3 separate regions of the Homo sapiens genome follow, and regions 2 and 3 are each linked to region 1. Evidence: chromatin loops called from intact Hi-C (ENCODE). Cell type or tissue: Caco-2. All regions are shown on one strand. Each heading gives the region's core, and the rest is flanking DNA. Links, peaks and the distances in the headings are about the cores only. Region 1 has its middle 36 kb from the start of SLC36A4. Region 2 overlaps SMCO4 (single-pass membrane protein with coiled-coil domains 4). Region 3 has its middle 39 kb from the start of CEP295.

Region 1 (8,089 bases), core at 1,177-6,176:
CAAGGTTTTATTTAGGTCCCACTTTCACAAGGGAGTTGCTCCTCACCATTCCTGGGGGTCATGTGGAACCAGGAAGGTTTTTCTCCCTGGGTAGCTGGAGATTGTGTTAATGTATATGTGGGGAGGGACAAAATCACACTCCAAATGGGAAAAGCCAAAGTTTGAAGAAGAAAGACAGTTCCAAGCAAAGTGAGGCCATAATCAGATGATGAAAAATTGGCCAGAGACTGGTGGGATCAAGCCCCAGAAAGCTGGTATCTGGGGACCAGAGGTTATGGGGCACAGTGGTTATATGCAGAGATGCTGGAGCCAGAATCCCTGGGTTGATTTCTCAAATCCATTAACTTCTGTTTTACTTTGGGCAGCTTCCTGAACCTCTCTGTGCCTCAGGCCCTCTTCTGTGAAATGCACCTGAGAAGTCAAAATGTAATACTTGTCAAGCACTCCCAGCTGTGCTTGTCCCATGCTGGGGGCTCAACATGTGTCAACGACTACATCTGCATCATTTTCTGCTCTCACAATCTATATACCAGAGCATGGCTGTCCACTGCTCACATGTTTTATAGGAAAGCAGGGGAAACCATTCTCTTCCTTCCTAGTCCTAGTTCCAAAGTTCCCAGGCCAGATACCTTTCCTGTCCATAAAAGCTATGACTAGAGAACAGGATCACATTCTATAAAATGACCACTCCCACCAAACCATGTGAATTGGGAGTCAGACGTTCAACAAAAGGGGCAGGTCAGTTTCCAGACAAACAAGCGAGGAGTGATTTGAATGATATCAAGAGGAGTACAGTACAAATAGCATATTGGTGGGTCCGCCTTTCTTCAAAATGAATGAAACTGTGCCTTTATACACACAATGTAGAAGTGTACGTTAAGCCTGAGTATTTGCCCCAGATTTAACTCTCTGCTTCGATAAGTCATGACTGGTATTTCTTTGGCTAGAAATAAAACAAAGCAGGTCCCACTTTCTGAGATAAACATTTAATTTAATTTTGTATCTCACTGGGTTTTTAATCCCATCACTTATCTCAATGCTCTGTTTCTCACTATTTTATCTCAGGGTTTCTGAATGTTCTCCTTGAACAAACAATGTAAACACAATAAACACCGTAACAGACAAGAACCTTGACATAGAAGTGGAGACACACTAGCGGTAAGGCATCCAAGGACACCAAGATAAAGCAGAGAAAAACATGAAGTAGCCAGTAGGTGGGGCTCGGAGGGAAGAATTGACAGTGGTGGTTGTGGGAGAGCACTGCAAGCTCAAACACTGTGCTAAATTTCAGGCGTTAGTAGAAATGTCAAATAGGTGTGTGTGTAGGCAATTATAAACATGAGAAATGCATAGAATGGTGCCTTACACAGAATAGGTGCTAAATAAATATTATCCAAATGAGTGAATGAATGAAAAGAGGAGAGACAACGGATTTGCTTTCATTCACATATAGGAGCTTTGAGAAGTCAAGGAATTTTAGAATTAAAAGGGACCAGTAAAGTCTATTCCCCTTACAAGTGGTTTGGGCTTGAGTACCTCAGTCTCAGGTTTGAATTAGGAATCAGTAAGAAAGAGAGAAAGAGAAAGCAACAGTGACACATGGATTTTTTAGGGAGTTAAAAGCATTCTAGAATAATGGATGGCTGAAGGACCGTTTGGGGGGAGGGGGGGAAAGCTGTCATGGGATAATTGGAACAGACCCCAAGGAGGTCATTTATCATGTCGTCTCTCTGCTGGCTGCAGAATATAGAAATCACTAGCTGATGACAACAATACTCTACGTTTGTGTAGTACTTCTAGTTCTGAAAGTGCAGTCAGACATTATCTCCATTAATTCTCACAAGCACATAGGTATTCTTTTCTGGGACTCAAAGGAAGTTACTAGCTCAGAAATAATGGATGCTCGTTGATGTATGAAGTTCCATTACCTCTAACAGGGAGATGGAATGTCCTTTAAAAGATTCCTCCACAAAATAACATATTCATTTATGTAGTAACAGGGAGAGTTGTTGAGAATTAAATGATATATTGTCTTTTCAAAGCTGTGAATTTATCAGTATTAACTTGGAAAGTGTCTTTACCTCCTCCTTCCAAGATAATAGCAAGGAGAGCCACCAAGGTGCTTTGGACAGTTTTCCAAGGGGAAGGAGGATGATGCTTGGTGGGAAAGTGGGGAGTGGCCCCATCCTGGAGGTGACTTCCCAGGGACTGGGAAGGCTGGGATGTTCAGTGTGTTCTGGGTCTCACTTTGCACCTGTGCACCGCTTGCAAGCATCACAAGAGGACACAACTTAGATGAGGGTGGTGGTGCTCGTAGGGGTAGAGCGATTGCTGTGAGAGGTATAACTATAACCCGCCTGGCGCAAGAAGCCTGACTGGTAGCAATAGACTAGATCTCAGCCTGTGCTTCCCAAGAGGCAGATGTAAGGGACAGAGACCTTTCACTTCCATTTTCCTCAACTGCTTACCTACTGGGATTTTAGTATGATCCATAGGAGATGGAAGCAAATTTAAAAAGCGAATATTGGAATTGTCACTAATCTTGGCAAATTAAGATTTGATTTGATATAGAAAAATAAAGACATACAATGTTTCTTATACTTGAGATGTCATGGAATGATTGTACATCTGTTAATCTTCATTCAACAAGCATTTATTGAGCACTTACTATGAGCCAGACTTTCTAGTAGGTGTTGGGGATATAGGGGAGAATAATAAAGAAATGGATCTTGTTTTTGAGTAGCTTGTTACATCTATAATGGACAGATAGACAATTAAACAAGGAATAACCAGACAGAGTGCTGAGTGTTAGAACAGGAGAAAGACAGGGATCTGAGACACCAGAAAAAAAGAGGTTACATAACCTAGTCTAGGAGACAAAGACAGCATCCCTGCAGAAGTCACAGTTAAGCTGAGACCTGAAGGATTCTGTCCTGCATCGCACAACACTTCCTTCCCACCACTGCTATGCTAAGCACTTACCCCAGTTACATAGTATTTGCTATTTTCAAATCTCTCTCTCACTAAGCATTGAGCTCCCAGAGGTCTTACAGCATCATGTAAATTATTAAAAAAAAAAAAATCTTTGTATCCTCAGCACCTCTGGTAGAGCTCCTACACTTAGTAGGCTTTCAATGCATAGCTGCTAAGTGACACAAAAATTGAAAGAATGAATAAATGATGAATGATGGGAGACCTAATTGCATTATATAGTAGAAATGCCAGTGTTCATCTGTAAAGGGTGCAGGCTGGATGCTGCATTCTAGTTAAGCAGTGTCACTACTGTGTCCTCCAGGCAGCCAGTTGCTGAGCATCCGCTAATTAAGGCTACACTGCCACTCTGAGGGCAGTCTGGGTAGTGCCAGGATTGGACAGGACACTGATGTCCGCTTTGGTTCTCAGCTTCAGGCTGGTGAAAGCACTAGCAATGCAGCCTCCTCTTTGAAGGAAAGGTCTCTCAACGCTGTCACAGTCCTTGCTCAGGCAGCCCTCAGTCCCTACTGCAAAGTAAGGGCATGAAGTCTTCTCTTAAAAGTGCAGGCTGGCTAAGGAAACCGAACCTCACTTTCATGGCACAATTTTGGGGACACAGAGGAATTGAGTCACATTCTTTTCCTTGTGTGTGGGTTGGAGAGGAGGAATCCAGTTCCTACCCCACCCCTCCCATTGCCCTGGAAGAGCCACCTGGGGTAAGCATGACCCCCTGGGGTAAGCATGAAGCCTGCACACTCACCTCAGCACAGGAGGGAAATGCTTTAGCTGAAATATTCCCCTCTTTAGTGACCCTACTTCTCTCCAGGGAGCTTTAAATGCTGGTGAATTCTGATCAGCATCCTGGAAGGGAATAATGAACTAGCACCCAGGGCACCTTCCTCACTTGTCTCCTAGCCAGTCCCCCAAACTTCTGTCTGGCTGTTACTGTGTGGCTCAATGAACTGGGGGCAAGAAAATCTAGATTATAACCCTGGGTTTGCTGATTCCTATGCGTTACACCTTTGGTTAGTTGATTAATCTCTTTGAACCTCAGTTAGCTGATCTACAAAATAAATATTAATATACCTGACCTATCTTACAGGGCTGTTGAAGAATCAAATGGTACAATATGCGGAATGCCCTTTGTGAACCTGCAAGCACTACACACGTGTAAAGTATTATTATGTCCAATATGTCTGGAAATGTATAAAATAATGATTCCATAGAAATGTACTTTTATGTTGTGAAATCCTCACTGTCTCTCGTTGTTAATCCAGGGAAACCACTGACTAGTATTCCTTTCACTTGATTGTCTCATTTCTTTCACTGATTAATTCATTCAAAAAGCAGTTATGAGCAAAATTCAACATCAAAAATATTGATTGAGTGCCTACAATATGCCAGGAACTGTTCTCAGTGCTGGAGATACCACGGATATTAAGGCAGATATATCCCTGCTTTCCTGCACTGGGGCTAGAGCAGGGAGTAAAATGGCAGTCCCTGCACTTAGGAGTTTACAGTCTAATGAGGAAGGTAGGAATTTTAAAACTAATCATATGAATAACTATGTGTGTGTGATATGGTTTGGCTCTGTCCCCACCCAAATCTCATGTCCAGTTGTAATTCCCAATATTGGGTGAGGGACCTGGTGGGAGGTGATTGAATCATGGGGGCAGATGTTCCCTTGCTGTTCTCATGATAGTGAGTGAATTCTCAAGATATCTGGTTGTTTGAAAGTGTGTAGCACTTCCCCCTTCACTCTTTTTCTCTTCTGCCACCATGTGAAGAAGGTGCTTTCTGCCATAATTGTAAGTATCCTGAGGCCTCCCCAGCCATGCCTCCTGTACAGCCTGTGGAACTGTGAGTCAATTAAATATCTTTTCTTCATAAATTCCCCAGTCTCAGATAGTTCTTTATAGCAGTGCGAGAGTGGACTAATACAGTGTGTATGTGGCAACATTAAACTCTCGTTAAGAACACAGGAAAAAAGAAAATGTTTAATATTGTTGTTATACTCTTGTCCTCATGAACCCTCAACTGCTAGTGGGAAAATTAACTAATGTCCAATGTCATTAAACTCCATTCAATCCAATATTTTATACAATTCTCAATCAGGCAATGCTCAGAATCCCCAGCAAAATGTTCAGCTTTTCAGGTTGCCCTCCCCTCCTTCTGTTTTGGTTCCGAAACTAGCATCTCGGTTTATGGGGGGATAGTAGGGGGTTGCAGGGAGGAGGTGTCATTTCCAGGACATGAGGCACAGGGGAAGAGTTGGGGTCCTCTAATGTGTCCTCTCTGTCTTCTGGTCTCCAGAGAAGTGCCTCTTGTCCTCCTATGTGCTGGTAAAGTCTGTGCTAGTGTCACTCAGACCCTGTCTTGGCTCTGTCAGATCCTGGGATTGACCCTTGGCTGGCTTGGTCCCCTGCCTGCATCTGCCAGCTGCAAAACCTAGGTCTCTACCACATTTGCTCTCCAGTCTGTTGGCTTGACAATCTACTCCTAACCTCTACTGTGAGAGTCACCTCACTCTGCAATGGCTGAGCCAGTAGCAGAGCTACTGACTTTCTACTCCACACCTATTCAACTTGTGAACTGAAGGGACTCAGAAAAGCTAAACCTCAGGGCCTCTCTCTGCTGGACCACACCACACCATTAGATCTGTGAGAGCTGCCCCAGAGACCAAAATGAGCAAGGGCTGTAAATCTTTTACCAACCTAGTGAGTTGTTCCCAGTACAGTCCAGATGAGAAATATGGGGACCCCCACACCCTGTTTTCCTCTTGCTCTCTGCCTTTGCCTCTGTCTGCCAGTGCTCAGGCCTGGGAAATGATATCTGCATGATACCTGTCTCATCATACCTTTGGCGAGTCTCGTGGCTTCACTAAATACCCTCCAGGAAGACTTGGATCTAAGTTCCTTTGCCCAGTGAATTCTTTATCCCTGCTCACTGCCCGGCTTCTTGCAGCTACTGAGATTTATCCACACTGCTGTCCATACACCAGGACCCCATCCCTCTACCTGCAAGTCTCAAAGCACCATAACACATTGCTGTTATGTGTAACAAACTCTTACTGAAGGTTAGGGGATGATGATGAGGGGCTGCATCAATAAATAAATAAATAAATAAATAAATAAAAAAGATGGGAAACAACTAAATCAAATAACAGAAGGCACTGGCCAAAGGCCCTCAGCTGTCTCTACCACAGTGACGGTCTTGCTGGTGACATTCCCAACTTTCTCACAAAGCCATCATTTCCTGGGACTTGTTTTATTTCCTTCTAGCCAAACACTTCTGTCAACTTTCTCAGTTCAGAGACACTCATTTACTGTCCCTACCGCCCCCCTGCAGGTAGCTAACCTGTAATTCTATTATGAAGGGAAATTTAGCTCCTTTTTATCAGATGCTAAGGTAGAATTAGCATACAGCAATGGTTAAGCTCATGGATTTTAAAACCAGCCTACCTTGGTTCAAATCTAGCCTTCATTGCTTACTAGCTGTGTGGTTTTAAGAAGTTGCTCATCCTCTCCGTACCAGTTTCCCCATCTGTAAACTTGGAATGGTTGTAGCCCCTACTGGCTGGGGCCCTTGTGAGGATTATATGATAAATACAAATAAATAAGATGCTTACATCTGTCCTATACAAAGTAAACACTCAATGAAATGTAGGTATTATTCTCTCTACTTCCTCCTTCCTACACTACCCTAGACCAGTGATTCTCAAACTTTAGCACATATCAGAATTATCTAAAAGTCTTATTAAATGTCAGGTTGCTGGGACCCAGAGTTTCTGATTCAATAGGTCTGGGATGGAGACAGAAAATTTGCATTTCTAACGAGTTCCCAAGTACTGTGATGAAGCTGGTTCAATGATCACACTTTGAGAACCACTGGCCTAGACCATGTTTTCCATTCTCAAAAAGTTCCATTAAGTTGTTTTTCTTGGCTTCCCACCCTTAGAAACAGGTAGAAGCTTCAAATTATACTTTTTTTTTTTTTGGTAGAGATGAGATCTCACCATATTGCCCAGGCTGGTCTTGAACTCCTAGCCTCAAGCAATCCTTCAGCCTTGGCCTCCCGAAGGGCTGAGATTACAGGCGTCAGCCACTGTGCCACGCCCTCAAATTATACTTGTTACAGAGCTTTTCTGGATCAAATTACATAGGCAAAAAAGAATTTATTATGCTGACTATTTGGTAACAAAGAAAAGGAAATAAAGAATATAAACATGTATATCCATGTTTTGTTGTTGCAAAAAAAAAAAAAAAAACCCAAAACAAACGAACAAACAAAAAACTTAGGAAAGATAAACCAGAAACTGATAGAATTGTTTACATAGGATAGGGTAGAAAGAACAGGAAAAAGAGTGACAAACTTCTCTGATTATGCCATTTTTTTTCTATAAATATATATATAGTTTTGACTGTTGGAAGCATGCTAGTGTTTTCATATTTAAAACATTAAATCAAGTCTGAGGAAAGAAGCCTAGAATTGAATTAAAAATACAAAATTAAGAGTATATCAAATAGATGACAGAACTGCATGAAAGGGAAAAAAATTGAATGAATCTAAGTCACTTTGGTTTTTGTTTCTTTTTTTTTTTTTTTGAGACGGAGCCTCGCTCTGTCACCCAGGCTGGAGTGCAGTGGCGCCATCTGGGCTCACTGCGAGCTCCGCCTCCCGAGTTCACACCATTCTCCTGCCTCAGCCTCCGGAGTAGCTGGGACTACAGGCGCCCGCCACCACGCCCAGCTAATTTTTTGTATTTTTAGTAGAGACAGGGTTTCACCGTGTTAGCCAGGATGGTCTTGATCTCCGCCCGCCTCGGCCTCCCAAAGTGCTGGCATTACAGATGTGAGCCAATGCGCCTGGCCGAATCCAAGTCACTTTGAACACAATACTTAGATATACACCCTCAGTCTAAAAACAAAAAGAAGTTCAAACAAATATTGTTTTGTTAGTGATATGGGTGTAGCAATTTTGAAATTATTTGGTGAGCATTTTAGGACTGAGTAAATTAGTAAATATACTAATGTTTCTGGTAGCCAGGTTTCCCACTATGAGAGAGAGGTGATATAATTTATGGAATGCGGAAAATTTAGAGGTGTCAGCATAAAAT
Region 2 (8,089 bases), core at 1,576-6,575, 250 kb before region 1:
TTCCCCAGCCTTGCCTTGGAGTTGAGCTGCCGTTAAGGAAGTGATGAATTAGCCATGCTTACTTTTAGTACCTGCTGTTTTAAAGTACCTATTTGAATAGCAAATGAAGTCGAGGGAACCTACAGGTTTGGATAAAGAACTGCCATCTAAGGAATGACGGTATATAGAGGAGCTTGTAATTTGAGCATTTTCACACACATTGCTTGCATTTCATTCTTATAACCACTTATTCATCAAGGTAGCGAAGACTGTCAGAATGGAAAGAGACTTCAGTAACTCTTGGGTCCATCTGTTTGATATGATTTCTGAAGTCCCTTCTTCAGCATCCTATTCGTCTTTCAGACCCTGCTTGGTTTCTCCGGGAGATAGAGCGTTCCCTGCCCCAAAGGCAGTTCAGTCTGGCTCCCCATAATTTCTACGCATTGGTTTAGGTTCTGTCTTTTAGAGCCGCAGCTAAATCTAGCACTTCTTCAACCTGTAATTTATGCCCTTTTAATATACAGACCTCTGGAGGTAGTGTTTCCACAACCTCACCTGGGCCATTTAACCATTGCGATTTAACCATTAAATATATGAAGTCTGCGAGAGGCAGCCTTGACTGGTAGGTCGGCTTAGTCTGGTGGACTTCAGCTACAGGTCTCAACTCATTGACTGATTGTGAAATCTCTTTTGTGGATCTCAACCAGCATTTTTTTAATGAAATGAAATATCAGAGTATATAAACACATATTTTCTAAAACTCTGATTTCAGTTTGTGTTGCATGTGCTGCCGTTATATTCTTTCTGCACATCATAAGCATTTCAAAAGCCATTGTTTTGGACCCTCTTACAGGAATTTCAAGTTACTTCACGTTTATTTAGTTATCATCTTTGTCCTTTTAATGGTTGAATTTGCTTCAGGTCAACTAGTTAAAGACATAGTAGCTGTGTTTCAGGTTGCTGATGGCTATTAATTTAACTCTGATTGCTCTGTAAAGAAGAGCATTTCCTGGCTGGCCAGGGTTAAATAACAAGACCTGTTCAAAAGCTCTGCTTCCTCCTTTTTCCTTACTCCACCTTCAGTGAGAGAAGCTGGTTGTGAGCACCTAGAGGATTTCGTGCAATCTTAGGGCCTGTCCTTAAAAGGCAGCCTTTCCTCAAGGCAGGAGGAACCTCCTTTGCTGCTGGCTCTGGGAAGGAGCTTTTGAGGACGAGCCTGCACTTACCCGGGCTGCTTTGGTCTCTAGACTGCCCTGAGCCTGGAAGTATTCTCACAAACAAGAGAGTCACCTTATCACAACTTGGTGTGAGGGATGTGACAATACCTCCAACTGGAAAGGGAGGGATGTGGCTTAGTTGAAAGAACAGAGTTGAGAGTCTAGCATTGTTTTCTGATCTTGAACTCTGCATTGGGGATGGAGGGGGAGAGGTGTGGGGGGACAGGTGAGGGACAGCTGTGGAGAGAGGGGGCTCCTTGGACACATGACTTAAGCTCTTTGAACAACGGTCAGATTTCAGGTTCAGGGCCTATGCCAGGGACTTTTCTTTTGTAATCTCATGTCATCCTCACATTGTCTTTCTCTTACTTTGTCGTACTGGCCTGATGAAACCCCATCCCTGGTTAAATTGAACCTCCTACTTTTTCTATGCCTACACCTGCGCGGTTGGTGCCATCCTGACTTTCCTGCTTCAAGCTGTGTGGCCTCCAACTGCAGTGGGCCCCAAGCTGGTGGCAGGTCATGCCACTCCTCCCATTCAGTCATCGCCTCCTGGACAGCTGTTCATGGCTTCTCTCTCTTCAGACTTCCAACATCTCCCTTCTCTCCCTGCCTCCTAAGCAGATGCTCTTCTTTGAGGAATTATTTTTCATACATAATTATTTTGTCATTATTCCTTATGATGATGACAGCTAATGCTTATATTATACCTACTATGTACCAGTCACTATTCTTGTATATCAGTTTTCTAGGTCCAATTATTAGCCCCATTTTTCAGGTGAGACATCTGAGGCACAGAAAGATTAAGTAACCTGCCTGAGGTTGCAGGGCCGATAAACGGCAGAACTAGGATTTCAGGCCGGCACTGCCTCCGAGTCTTCCCTGTGCTCTTGTTTACTGCAGTCTGGAGAAGAGTTGCTCTCACTGCCTTCTGTCTGCCTGCTGCCACCCTCCCTCAGACTTACTCCAATCTTGCCCCTGACCCCTCTTCACTGAAACTGCTCTGCAAGTCATAGAGGACCTGCATGTGGCCAGACCAGATGGCCAGCTCCCCCTTCCTCAGGACACCTTCTTCATTTGCCTTCCAAGCCACCATCGTCTTCCTGGTTTTCTTCTTGACTCCCTTTTCAGTCTTTTCCTGCTTCCTCTTCAACTCCCCCAAGGTCTAGACTTTGGATTGCTCCAGGGCTTAGTCCCCTACTCTGCACACACTCCACTTCCCAGCTTTAAGGGCCCACAGCTCCCAGGGTCCTGTCTCCAGCCCATTCTCCCTGCTTTGCAGGCGCATGCCTCCAGCTGCCTTTTCATGCCTCTACTAGGGATGGCTGATAGATTGTCAAACTCCAGCTGTCCCCACCCGCCTCACACCCCCTTGCAACTTCCCACCTCTCTCAATGGCAACACCATTCTTCCAGTTGCGCAGGCCTGAGACCTTCAGTCTGTTTTCTTTTTTTCACACTCCATTTCCAATCTCGGTAAATTGTATGCCTCTGCCTTCAAAGTGTACTCGGTATCAGACCACTTTGCACCACATCTACCCGTATCCTGGAACATTAAGTTTTACCTGAATAATTCATTAGCATCTTCACTGATTTCCTTGCCTTAGCCCTTTCACAGCTGCAGTCAGTTGTCCACACAGAGTTCTTTTAAAATGTAAGCAGCACCCTTCTGTGGCCCCATCTTGCCCTCTGCTGCTCCCTCTGTGACCCCTCAGCTCTCCCTTTGCTTTCTCCGGACTTGCTGGCCCCTGCGTGCTTCTCAGACATGCAAGGGATGCCCCGCCTGAGGGTCTGTGCATGGGTCCTGCCCTGCCTGGAAGATCTTCCCCCTGCACAGGTCCCTTCAAGTCTCTGGTCCAGTGTCACTTTCTCATGAAGCCTTCCCTGATCAGTTACTCTAAATTTACAGCCTCTGCGCCTCCAGCAGCACATAGCATCATCTGACACATGCTCTATCCATTTGTTAGTTGTCTGTCTCTCCACATTCCCTGTGAATGAAGACAGCTTCATTACCTGAAGGCAACATTTTTGCTTGTTTTGTTCATAGCTGCATCCTCAACATTGTCCCCTGACATACAGGGTATGCTTAAAAAATATTTGAATGATAGATACTTTTATCTTTGTTTGACAACATAGTAATTGAAGGTCTTAAGAGGTTAAGTTACTTGCCCAGGATCACAGACCCTAGAATTGCCAGGATGGGACTGAAACCCTGACATGCACTTAATTTACCGTGTGCTGCTTTTTCTTGTTGACTAAGGACAATAATACATAACACAGTTACTTTGAGGATGAAATGAATAATGCACAGAAAAGCACTTTATTAATCCAAGTGTGCCAAAAAAATGTGACTTATCTGATTTATTGAGAATGCTAGCTTTCATGTCTCTGTCATTCGGCAACCCACTCAAAGATTCTTTTGTGTTTCTGGATTTTTATTTGGGAGTAGTCAGTGCTGCTGCCACTGCTGCCAAATAACATTTTCTTATTTTTTCTGCCCTTGGTATGAGAAGTGTGTGTGTGTATCTTTTATCTGTCTGTAGCTATGATCCCTCCTCCCCTCCATACACCCACTGGCCTTCAGGTCAAGAGCTTTCCTGACCCCTGTGGCCTGTCGGCAGCAGGGAGCTAGTGGAGCTGGCACCTGTGTGGCTGTCATTGTTTGTTCATGTATATGTTCCTGGGGCAGACGCTTATGTTATCAGCAGGTGCTTTGCGGGTGTCCGGAGTCCCATCTTGCACAATTCTCCTGTCAGCCTGTCTGCCCCCTACCCCCACTCTGCCGCAGACTGGAGTGAAGTGATCACAGGCCCGTTATGGCTAAATACCAGGGACATAAAATGAAGCAAGCACACTTGATGAACCGCAGAGCTGCTGCTCTCAAGTGCAGAATTTATGTCTCCCTGAACCCAGGGCAGCTTCCCTGGGCTTATAGCATAAAGCATAGAGCAGTTTGGCCCTTCTAATGCCTCATATTGTAATAATGACACAGTTACAAGAAGAGATGGTGGAGCTTTCTCCATATATACCCTTCTCGTGTTGTTTATTCATTTGTGTTCCTGATTTTGAAGTGGGAGAAACATGCAGCCACTTCTTAGGGAGCGCCTTCAACTGTTTTTTTCTGAAGACAGGAGAGCTTTGAAACTTTAGAAAAGGAGAACAGCATTGAGAATAGTCTAGTGGTTGGATGTCTGGGCCTGGTTACTGTTCTCACATGGGTTGTACAGTGGGGTGTAATGGGCGTTAGTGTACAGGGACTTAGCATGGACTCCAGGTCTGGTCAAGCTCTTCTCGGCAGGCACCCCTTCAACAGCCTGTGACATCCTTGGCTCCCTCCATGCTGTAGGCCCTGGGCAGTGTAGGGGTGGGTGGAGAGAGTTGCACTTTTCCTGGGGGCCTTCAGAGCAGCCTGGCCCACACTGAAAACTCAAGCGGGATGTGGTGCATCTTTTAACCCAGAATGACTGCCCAGCCAGCGTGTAGCGGCACCTTCCAGGCATCAGGGCTAGCCTGATTGTAAGCAACAGACTTTACCTGCTGCCAAATGAGACATACCAAGAAGGCTTGTGTTCCTCTCACAACCTTCCCTGTGTCCTCAGCTTCCAAAGCTGATGAGCGGGAACCAGGCTTGGACTCTTGATCTGTGTCCCATTGGTCCACATGCCTTGTAGGGGATAGCCTGGCCTCCCTGGAAGCAGCTGCTTGGGGTGGGGGCAACACGGTTTCTGAGCCAGAAAGAGCTTGATTGGAATCCCAGCTGCACTATTGACTTTCTAACCACCTGGGGCCTGCTCTAAGCCTCAGTTCCCTTGTCTGCAAAATGGGGATGAAGGCTGCTGTGAGGCTTGCATGTTTGTGGAGGGCTTTAGTGCAGTCGCTTGATAGGTATTGAGCATTCAGGAAGCAGTAGCTGCTGTTCTTATTTGTAGGGTGGTTGAGAGGCACTGTGGGGTCACACAGGATGGGTGGGCTTTGGAATCACATCTGAGTTCAAATCCTCATTCAGTTGGTCATTCATTAAATACTTAACGAGTACTTATTGCAGGTTTTATAGTGGAGTTGAGATTGTGCTTGTTCCCAGCAGTCTTTGATGTTGGACAACAGCATACTTTACTGAATCCCAGTTTCATCATTTAAATGGGGGTAAAAATACCAATCTTGTATGATTGTGGTGGGAATGAAATAAGTATTTATAAATGGCAGCTAGCTGCTTTATTATTACAGAATTTTCTATTCTAACTCAATGGTTAGTTGCCTAAGATGAACTGCTTGTCTTAAAATATTCCGGCTTTGATATTCAGTCCAGCAGATGTTTGTTGAGCACCTGTTATATAAAAGGCATCATGCCAGCCCAGGAGAATATTATTACCAGCAAGGCACATTTGCAGTCCCCGAGAAGTGGAGACGTCAGAGGCCCAGCCAGCTAGGCAGTAGCTGCCAGTCAGTGCTGCAGTAAAGGTATAAACCAAGTCCTGAGATAGCACTGAGGAGGAAGCTGTTGCTTCTGCATGGAGGAGCTGGCAAAGGCCACATGTGATGGTTGTCCAAAGATGAGAGACTGCACAGGCAGGTGACAGTGTGAGGGAAAAGCGCATTCCAGCATAGATGTTCCATCAGCAAAGGCATGGAGGTGAGAATCCACAGGCAGGCTCAGGTGTGATGGTAATAGTGGGTCATTTGGGTGTGGTGAGGCTGGAAAGAATGAATGGGGCTGGGCTGTGAAGGCTTAGGGAGTTCTCAGCCTTGTGGGCTGAGCCTATGATGTGGAAAGCTTACAGGAGGGCAGTGTGAGCCCCTGACTGCATGGGGCAAGCTGTCCGGTAAAAGTATAATGCCAGCTACTCATGGAATTTAAAACTTTTCTAGTAGCCACATTAAAACAGAAAAGAAAACAGGTGAAATCGATTTTAATAATAGATTTTATTTAACCCAGTATATTCAAAACATTATTTCAACATATAATCAGCATAAATAACTTTTAATGAGCTATTTGGCATTCTTTCTTTTGGTACTAAGCCTTCAAAATCTTGTGTGTATTTTATACCACAGCACAGCTGATTTTGGACCACAGCCATATTGCAGATGTTCAACACATGGCCGGTGGCTGCTGCATTGGCTGCACAGGGTTAGCAGGTCTGGGGTGATGAGAGTTGAAAGTGATCTTCCTTGTCTTAGACCTTCCCCTGAGAGCCTGAACCAGGCTTCTCGCATCAAACCTTTGAACAAACCTGCCCAACAGCTAATTGGTACCTCAGGGAAAAGAGAAAACCTGGGGGATTTTGTCATGCATGGGTTATATGGTGCAAAAAAAAAAAAAAAGAATTCCCTGGTGTTTCCCAGATTCATGTACATCTCCACAGCACAGACCTCGCTGGACAGCAAGTTACTGTGTACCATTTATTGAGCCTCTGGTATGGCCTGTTCATCCACTGCATACTTCAGATAATACATTATTTCTAATTTTTCGATGTCTGCAAAACAGGTTTCTTACCCATTTTACAGAGGAGGAGAGTCGGGACGTGAGAGATTTAGTACCTTGTCCAAGATCGTTTAACCAGATGGGGCAGAGCTAAGGCACAAACCTGACTTCAAACCTGTGTTCCTACCATTCCTTAATAGGATCTAACACTCTGTGTACATTATAATCTCCAAATCGGAGAAAAGTGCATATAAGAAGTTAGCATGTGTGCATACATGCATATCTATATACATAAGTAGGAAAAGACGGGAAAGTTCTAATCACAGAAAAAAAATCACAAACAATTCTGTGCTGAAGAATGCGTCCCTGCTTTCCTCCTCTCTGCCTCTGGTCTCCTGCCCACACATACTGGGGACCATTTGGAGTGTCCCCATGCTGACCGGTTGCCGTGGGTGTGTGCTGGTGGGGGGTAGGAGCATAGCAGGTGGAGTTTCATTAGAATTAGTAGAACTCAGGCATTTGTGAAGTTTCCGTTTCCCTGGTTAGGGAAGCTAGAGGCCGTGGGGCACTGGCATTTGAGAAGCTGGAGGCTGCAGCTTCCATCCTGCCTGAGCTGCTTGCTGGGCAGAAGCCAGGCTGAGCGTGTGAGCTTCATTTATTTCTCTCTGCAAGGGGCTGCTGAACCATGATGGGGGCACAAAGTGGGCGAAGGGCGGGAAGATAAGTGGGGTACACCCAGGAAGGTGGGGACTGTCCAGGCTTCAGAGTCACAGATGTGGGTTTGACCTTTGACTCTGCCAGTCCTTTCTTTTGTGTCAGTGGCAGGGCCTTGGATTCTTCCTTGTGAAACTGGAGCAGTCATTTTAGGCAGAGCTCTTTCCAGTGTAAGGGACAGAGACCCCTTGGAGCCAGCCAAAGTTGAAAGAGGCGTTCATCACATACAGAGACACGTCGGAGTACCCTGAGGACAGGAACCTGTGTAGAGCTGGCCTCACAGGGGACTCGACTAGAAGGAGGAGAGTGTGGAGGCTTCTCTTGTGGCCTCTCTGGAGTGCTCCCTCCACCCCCAGGCCTCTCTCCCACCTGGCTTCCCTGGTGACTACAACTGTGTGATTGTCCAACTTCAGTGTCCATTCATGTCTCTTAGATTCTTGAAGTAGAGGCCAGTTGGCCCAGCTTCTCCTTTAGGCAAGCCCACATTTCAGAGGTCCTAGCAGATGTGCTTGAGCCAGCCCTGGCCCAGGAGGCCGCCCGGTGCAGCCCCTGGGCCCAGAGCCATGGTGAGGCGATCCTTAGCCCAGAGGGAGGCGGGCATGGACAGTGCTCTGTGGTGGCCTTTCCACCCTCCAAAAGTGATTGCTTCTTGATTTCTCTTTCCCTGAGTCTGCCTCCCAACTTCCCAGACTTTAAGCTGAAACCTTCTCCTATTTCATTGAAAAAAACAGAAGCCTTTAGTCCCCCAACCCTCACAGTAC
Region 3 (8,089 bases), core at 1,096-6,095, 390 kb before region 1:
TCAATTGATGTGGCAAATATCATTGTTATGTTAAGAAATTGCCACAACCTCCCCAACCTTCAGCAACTACCACCCTGATCAGTCAGCAGCCATCAACATCCAGGCAAGACTCTCCACCAGCAAAAAGATTATGACTCACTGAAGGCTCAGATGATCCTTTGCACTTTTTAGTAAGAAAGCATTTTAAAATTAAGGTATGTATATTGTTTTTATAGACATAATGATACACACAATTGCGCAATTAATAGAGTACAGCATAGTATAAACATATCTTCTATATATACTGGAACACCAAAAAATTCATGTTACTCACTTTATTATGATAATTGCTTTTTTTGCAGTGATCTGGATCTGTACATGCAATATTTATGAGGTATGCCTGTATATACACTAGTCCAGATTTTAGCAGAATAGTTTAGGATGGGCTTTAACTATTTCCTCCATGATCTTTTAGCTGGGATAAAGTGCATATAGGGCTCCTCATCCTTCTTGGTGATCCTCTATATAGCTATTAGTTCACTTGGACACCCTCACAATACACACACACACACACACACACACACACACACTACAGTCTAAATCCATACTGATGAAATGAAACATATTTATAATTAAAATATGGTCCACTAAAATGCTCTTGCCCGTGATAGAAGTAGAATATTATATTGCTATGCAGAGTTTTGTCAATCTCTTTAAAACGTTTCTTTTCCTGTGCCACCTTAGTGAAAAAAAAAAAAAGGTGTCAATTTTGGCCATCTATAAATTAAAGGCCACCAGTTGGATACTTGGAATACCTTGCCAAAGCTTGAAAATTAAAGTTATTTGTTTAGTTTTTACTTTGGGGGACAAGATTAAATCCTTCGGCTGGGTATTCTTCCAGATATTCTGAAATTGTACTCTTAGGAAAGGCAGCAGGAGACGCTATTGTCCTCTGCTCCCAGTGACCCCATGGGCCACAGAAGGATTGGAAAGGGGGCAGAATTACTCTAGTATTTACAAACAACTAATACATTCTACACAGCGCTGCAGCACTCACCCTCGTACTCAACCAGCAACATATCACTCAATGCCTTTTCTTGGAGAATGCCAGGAGATTCTCCCTGACCTCTAACATCAATTTAAACTTGGATAATGAGTTTTCTTCTCTCTCTCTTTTTTTTTTTTTTTTTTTTTTTTTTTTTTTTTTTTTTTTGCTGAAACAGTGCTCTGAATACTATGTCTACTTAATAAAAAGTCTTCAATAGAAACTTTTGTGATAAGGCTTTGGAGCCAAATAGACCTAAACGGAAGCGGAAGCTAACTGTATCCCTATGAGCAGTTTACTCAGTTCATTCTACAAATTTTAACGGAGCACAGATCACATGCCAGGCACTGTGCTAAGTTTGAGAGACACGAAAATGAGTAAGATGAAATTTCTCCCTCTTGGAGTCTAGTGGAGGCTGTCAGAAAAGTAAACAACTAATTACCGCATAGCATAGCATACCAGCTGTCATCGCAGGCGGCTGTGGGAGCTGAGGCCCAGGGGAGGGTAAGGGAAACGTTCTCAGAGGAACTGGGTAATAACTGAATGAGTCCTAATGAGTGTGAACCTGAAATGTCTGCGACAGGTCTCAGTTAATTCAGAAAGTTTAATTTGCCAAGGTTGAGGACACACGCCAGTGACATTGCCTCAGGAGGTCCTGACGACATGTGCCCAAGGTGGTTAGTGCACAGTTTAGTTTTATATGTTTTAGGGAGACATGAGACATCAATCAACACATGTACGATAAGCATTGGTTTGGTTCGGAAAAGGTGGGACAACTCGAAGCAAAGGCGGGATTGAAGCAGGGGAGGGGGCTTCCAGGTCATAAATAGATAAGAGACAAATGGTTACATTCTTTTGAGTTTCTGATTAGCCTCTCCAAAGGAGGCAATCAGATATGCATTTATCTTCATGAGCAGAGGGGTAACTTTGAATAGAATGGGAGGCAGGTTTGCCCTAAGCAGTTCCCAGCTTGACTTTTCCCTTTCACTTAGTGATTTTGGAGCCCCAGGATTTATTTTCCTTTCACAAGGGTTAGTAGGAGGTAACTAGGAGAGAGCTAGGGCTGGTTAGAGAGGAGACTGTTTGAGGTGGAGGAGAAGTAACCATCAATAACAGAGTGATAGGAATACTTAACACACGGAGCTTGTGGGAGAATTAATGGAGAAAATGTAGATGTATAAAGTTCTAGCCCAGTCCATAACAGGTGCTGAACCAATGTAGTTCAGGAGGCCCATCCTCTCCCTCTCAACCATGGTATTCTCTCCTCCAGTTTCCTCTTTGTGGCAAAGCTGAACTCTGGACTTAGCAGGCTTCCCTATGGTCAGTGTGCATTTAGAGTCTGCCGAAGATCATGTACTCTCCACTATGTCAAAACTGCCCATATTTTGTACAAGTTAATTGCAGAGGTTACAAGGGGATTTGGCCACCTCCTTAACTTTTTCCCACAGCACATGGCAAGCACAAGTGAGTCCAGGAATGCAAATAAAAGCACAATGCAAAGGTCTGAGTGTGCTGGTACATACACTGAATTATTCTCTGCATGATCATTTCAATCACTGTTATTAGGCCCTGTAATTAAATATCACTAATGTTTCATGACAGCCCCCCAGCTGGATTCAGGGCACAAAGGAAAAGATTGGGGTGAGTTGGTGGGGGTGGGCACACCAAACACAGAGATGTCTGTGCTTGGGAAATGGTGTCGTCCTTCAGGACCATTCACTAATACAAAATCTTCTCATTTATATGCAGAAATAATGAGGCAAAGGAGCAGCTTAAGAAAAAAGAGAGAAGATAAGCAAAAATACTACAGATCACTTAAAAAGCCACAGTAATTTACCTGTCTGCTTTTCTTTTCTGGGAAGATTTCTATCTGTCCACATTGTCATAAATTACTTAGGAACAGTGGAGTAAAATTGGTTTTCAGTTTGTTCCACCTCTATTTGACCCCTGTGTAAACAAGAAGCCACACTGGATTTCCTCATACTCTTAGCTGTAGAACAGCCCCAAGAAACCAGGTTTTCACTTTCCAATTGACCACAATTCTGGGGCTAACAGATCAGCCATGGCAGAGAATTGCAAGCAAGTTCCTGGCCCTGCTGCTGAGGGATTCACAACACTTTCTGCCTCCAGGCTGCCTGCTGGGTTAAGCAGAGCCTGTCCTTGGTGCCCCTGACACGTGCAAAGTAGCCAGAGGGAAGGAAACCTTGGAGGAAATGTGAGTTCCATTCTCACCCTTGTCAGAAAGGAATTTTTCCTCCGGCCTCTGAGAAGGTCTGTGAAAGTAAATTAGGTAGAAAATTACTTTTTGACAAACTTGACTGAAGCTGTGAAAGTCGTTCTGCTTAAGTTTGAAAAGTGATTGGAACTGAAGGGTTTTTTTTCTTTTTAAAAATGATACTTTCTCTCTTTTCTTTAAAAAAAAACAAAACAAAAAACCAGATTGTCCCAGGGTAAAGAATAAGAATTCAGGTAGACTGTGAGCACTTTTCTAGTTTGTCTGATTCTGATGAGGAATTCTTGTCTTCATTTGCATGTCATTACCCAGGCCCTCTTGGATTTTCTAGGCATTCTGCATCAGTATGTAGAATTTTCTATTATTTCTCATTGCAAATGTATCATGTTTATGGATTAAACAGCCATTCCTGCTAGTATTAGAACAATACAACCATCATATTTGAGCTGTCGTATCTATGATTATTTCTGTTATCTACTTTTGGGTAACAAAGCACCCCAAAATTTAGTGTCTTGAAACAACAGCAATTCATTATCTTCCTAAATTTTGTGGGTTGGCCAGGCAGTTCTTCAGCCAGATGTGGTGCTGTTTGGGCTCTCTTACAGCTTCATTCAGCTGGCAGATGGACTGGGCTAGAGGGTCCCTGAAGGTCTCTCTCACATATCTGGGACCTGGTGCTGACTGTCCACTGGGCACCTCTGTTTTCCTCCATGTATCTGCCTCTCCACATAGGTCTCATCCTCCAGGTCCTCTCATCTCCAGAGGATAGCCTGCACTTCCTTACAGTGTGGTTGCTGGGCTCTAAGAGGAAAAATAAATGCCAGGCTTCTTAAACTCTTAAGGGGTGGTCCAGGACTAGCATAGGGTCACTTTGTCCATATTTTGTTGGCCAATGCAAGTGACAAATCCAGCCCAGATTCAAAGGAAAGAGGAACCAACTTCACCTCTTGGTGGCAGAAGCAGCATGCACAATGAGGTGGGGGAGGAATTGATGGCAGCCTGATATGGTTTAGCTCTGTGTCTCCACCCAAATTGTTACAGGAAAGTGGTCCCAATCCAGATCCCAAGATAGGGTTCTTGGATCTTGCACAAGAAAGGATTCAGGGTGAGTCCATACAGTAAAGTGAAATCAAGTTTATTAGGAAAGTATAGGAATAAAATTATGGCTATTCCATAGAGCAGCTTCTAGGGCTGCTGGTTGCCCATTTTTATGGTTATTTCTTGATGATATGCTAAACAAGGGATAGATTATTCATGCCTCCCCCTTTTAGACCATATAGGATAATTTCCTGACTTTGCCATGGCATCTGTAAACTGTTGTGGTGCTGGTGGGATAGCAGTGAGAAAGGATGACCAGGGGTCACTCTTGTCGCCATCTTGGTTTTGGTGGGTTTTGGCCTGCTTCTTTACTGCAACCTGTTTTATCAGCAAGGTCTTTATGACCTGTATCTTGTGCCAACCTCTATCTAGTGCCAACCTCCTGTCTCATCCTGTGACTTAGAATGCCTTAACCATCTGGGAATGCAGCCCAGTAAATCTCAGCCTCCATCCTATTCAAGATGGAATTGCTCTGGTTCACACGCCTCTGACAAAATCTCAGCTGGAATTGTAATCCCCATGTGTCAAGGGAGGGACTTGCAGTGAGTGAGATCTGGTTGTTTGATAAGTGCGTGGCACTTCCCCACTCTCTCCCTCTCTTTTCTGCTGCCATATAAGACATGCCTTGTGCCTCCTTCACCTTCTGCCATGATTGTAAGTTTCCTGAGGCCTCCCCAGCCATGCAGAACTGTGAATCAATTAAACCTTTTTCCTTTCTAAATTACCCAGTCTCAGTTATTTCTTTATAGCAGTGTGAAAACGGACTAATACACAGCCCTTTTTGGAGACATCCAACACAATGGTAAAATGCATTTGAACTGATGCTTAAAAGTTTGTTCCAGGAAATTGAGGATTGCCAGTATTATTGAATGAATCTGGATAAACCAATGATAATTGATAGTGATAACAAGTATAGCTACTCTTCATTAAGTGCTCCCTTAGTGTGTGTTAGGTGTGATGTTAGGTGCATCATTTCTATCTTCTAGAAAACAGCATGGGAAGGATGGTATTGTTATACCCATTTTACATATTAGGAATCTGAGGCTTAGAGACCCAGTAGTGCAGGGGTTCCCTGCAGCAAGCCGTGAAAGGTGCAGAATGGGGCATCCTGCCTCCACTTTCCTCAAGTATCTAGCCCTCCAGAATGTCCCACCTCAGGTCTTCCCTGACCTGGGCCACACCAGTCAAGACTCACTGCTTCCTTTCCCTATCTGAAGGTCTCTTATGTTCAGACTCTTTCTAAGCCTGCCTTCTGCTCACTAACAAAAGGTACTAACAGGTTTTTAGTTAAACTTCTTCCATCAAATATGTTGCTCCTTTAAGTTGACAGCTTTGACTCACCCAGTTAAAATTTTTCCTTAAGAAAGTACTTAGCCAAGAACAGGCAGGAGAGAATTTTGAAGAATTTAGAAAGTACAAAGAGCTGACGATTAGCCTCCACCATTTGGAGGAATGGCTATACCAGCAGGATGGGTTATGAATAAATGCAGAAGGAATGGACCCTTTGAAGAATGGTTCTGGACAACCAGCCATACATATGAAAAAGCACAAAATTAGATTCCTACTTCATACCATACACAAAAATTAATTTCAGGTGAATTAAAGGCTTAAATGTAAACAAGTGAAGAGGATATGATATTATTTCTAGGACCTTAAGTGGAGACGAGTATTTCCTAAATTAGACACCAAAGCTCAAAACATATTGAATAAACTGATTAACTCCAATTATATTAAAGCTTAAAACTTATGTGAAGTTGAAGATGTGAATACCCTACAGCCCAGTACTTGTATGGTTATTGGTTATGGATAGATCTAGAGAAACTCTCATACACAGGCATGAAGAGGAATGCAAAAGTTTGTTCACTGAAGCATTGGTTATAATATTAAAGAAATTAGAAACAGTCTAATTGTTCCACAGTAGGGGAATAGAAAAATGAACTGTGGTTTATTCATATAATGTAATAACATTTAGTAGTTAAAATGAATAAACTAGATTTATATGTAGCAACAGGGATAAATCTCAAAGTCATGCTGAGTAAAAAAAGCAAGTGCAGTGTATATACAGAATGATGCTTTTATGAAAATTTTAAAATGCAGGGAATGACATTAAATATTTTTAATATGGCTACCTGCATATGCAGAAACGTATCAAAACCACAGGAGGATACACACCAACTTCAAAACAATGGGAATGGGGGAGGGAACTGGCATCACAAAGCGAAGACTTCATTGTATTTTATGCTTTGTTTCTTAAAAAGGATTTGGGTTCAATGTGGCAAAATATTATCCTATGTTAAATCTGAGTAGGAATAACAAGTGCTTTTATTACATTGCTTACTGTATTTTTCTTACGTTTTAAACAGTTTGTGTTTTTAGAACCCCTAAAGAATGATAGCAAGGCTGTGAGGTCCAGGTAAATACGAAAGATAAAATTTGGAGAACGTAGATTGTATTTGAAGTTGCAGCTTGTGAAGTGCCTGGTGGCTTGCCTGGTGGCCCATCAGCCTGCCATCTCAGGACCATTTCCTTTGAGCCCAGCCCTGGTCCAATTGATAATGCTCCAGCCCCTCTCCTGCTTCCCCCTGACCTGTCTTTGGGGTACCCTCTGCAAGCAGAAAATAGGTTGAATGCTCACTTGTCTCTACTTACTGTTCCCAGCTACCCAAGCTCATTCCTATTTTCCTTTTCATGGTTAAAAATTCAAAAATCCGAGGTGAATAATGAGGATGCTGTTGAAGAAGGAGAGGAATTCCAAAAGGTCTCACTTCTTAAAAAAGCTTTATGTTTTTCAAGGCTGTGTCATCTACATTATTTCAGTGGCATTGCATGTTAACCTTGTAGACAAAGCAAGTATTTTTATTTCCATATAACTGATGAAGAAACTGAGTTATTGCAGAGCTAAAAATCATTAAAATAATTAGTGAGATGGCTGAAACAAGAAGCCAGTCTGAAGTCCCATTATATAGGCTCTTCATAGTGTAATGAATTGAGTGTGGTGTGTGACTAACATGGTAAGTACAGGTCTCCAAGGGGGCGTTGGGTTGAATTGTGTCCCTACAAATGACATGTTTAAGTCCTAACCCCAGTACCGTGAATGTGACCTTATTTGGAAATAGGGTCTTTGCAGATGTAATCAAGTTAAGATGAGGTCATACTGGGTTAGGGAGGGCCCTAAATCAAATGACTGGTGTCCTTTTAAGGGAAACACACAAACACATACACACACACACACACACACACACACACACACACACAGAGGGAAGAAGGGCATATGAAGACTGACGCAGATTGGAGTAATGTAGCTATAGCCAAGGAACACCAAGAATTGCTGGGATCTGCTAGAAGCCAGGAGAGCAGCTGGGAGATGATTTCTCTTTCAGAGCCTCCAGAAGGAACTAACCCTATGGCCACCTTGATTTAGGACTTCTGGCCTCTTGGACTATGAGGTAATAAATTTACGTTGTTTTAAGGCACTGAATTTGTGGCAATTTGTTACGGTAGCTTTAGGAAGCTAATACAGTCACCCAGGCTTGGGGTGATCTCAGACAAGGTAATGCCTCAGCTGAGAACTGAAGGGCTAGTATAGGGATGGTTTGGGGAATGTGTTCAGCCACAAAATATGGAAAACCCATCCAAAGTAGCTTAGACAAATAGGGTTTGTTTCTTTCCCATAACAAGAAGTCCAGAGATAAGCAGTGCAGGACCCTTGCTTAATGCCATGGAGGACCGGGTCC

What was found. Peaks named below come from ENCODE experiments on the same cell type or tissue, not always from the same donor. Only the 100,000 strongest peaks of a DNase experiment are listed, where the experiment ranks them.
Region 2: a loop joins it to region 1, with 2.4 times the contacts of the local background. A loop is called at or near these places in 4 of 110 quality-filtered maps.
Region 3: it touches region 1 in a loop (12-fold over the local background); 13 of 110 quality-filtered maps call a loop at or near these places.

The regions. Positions count from the first base shown.
Region 1 is chr11:93,230,049-93,238,137 of GRCh38, reverse strand. No RefSeq gene overlaps it. Among named protein-coding and RNA genes, the nearest start is that of SLC36A4, 36 kb to the right of the region's middle. In Caco-2, for the core only: a CTCF peak has its summit at 3,338; DNase peaks (open chromatin) are centred at 1,216 and 3,337.
Region 2 is chr11:93,483,114-93,491,202 of GRCh38, reverse strand. The region is part of intron 2 of SMCO4 (single-pass membrane protein with coiled-coil domains 4); the gene reads left to right. Among named protein-coding and RNA genes, the nearest start is that of SMCO4, 56 kb to the left of the region's middle. In Caco-2, for the core only: no CTCF peak of the experiment used is centred there; a DNase peak (open chromatin) is centred at 3,862.
Region 3 is chr11:93,618,370-93,626,458 of GRCh38, reverse strand. No RefSeq gene overlaps it. Among named protein-coding and RNA genes, the nearest start is that of CEP295, 39 kb to the left of the region's middle. In Caco-2, for the core only: no CTCF peak of the experiment used is centred there; a DNase peak (open chromatin) is centred at 3,150.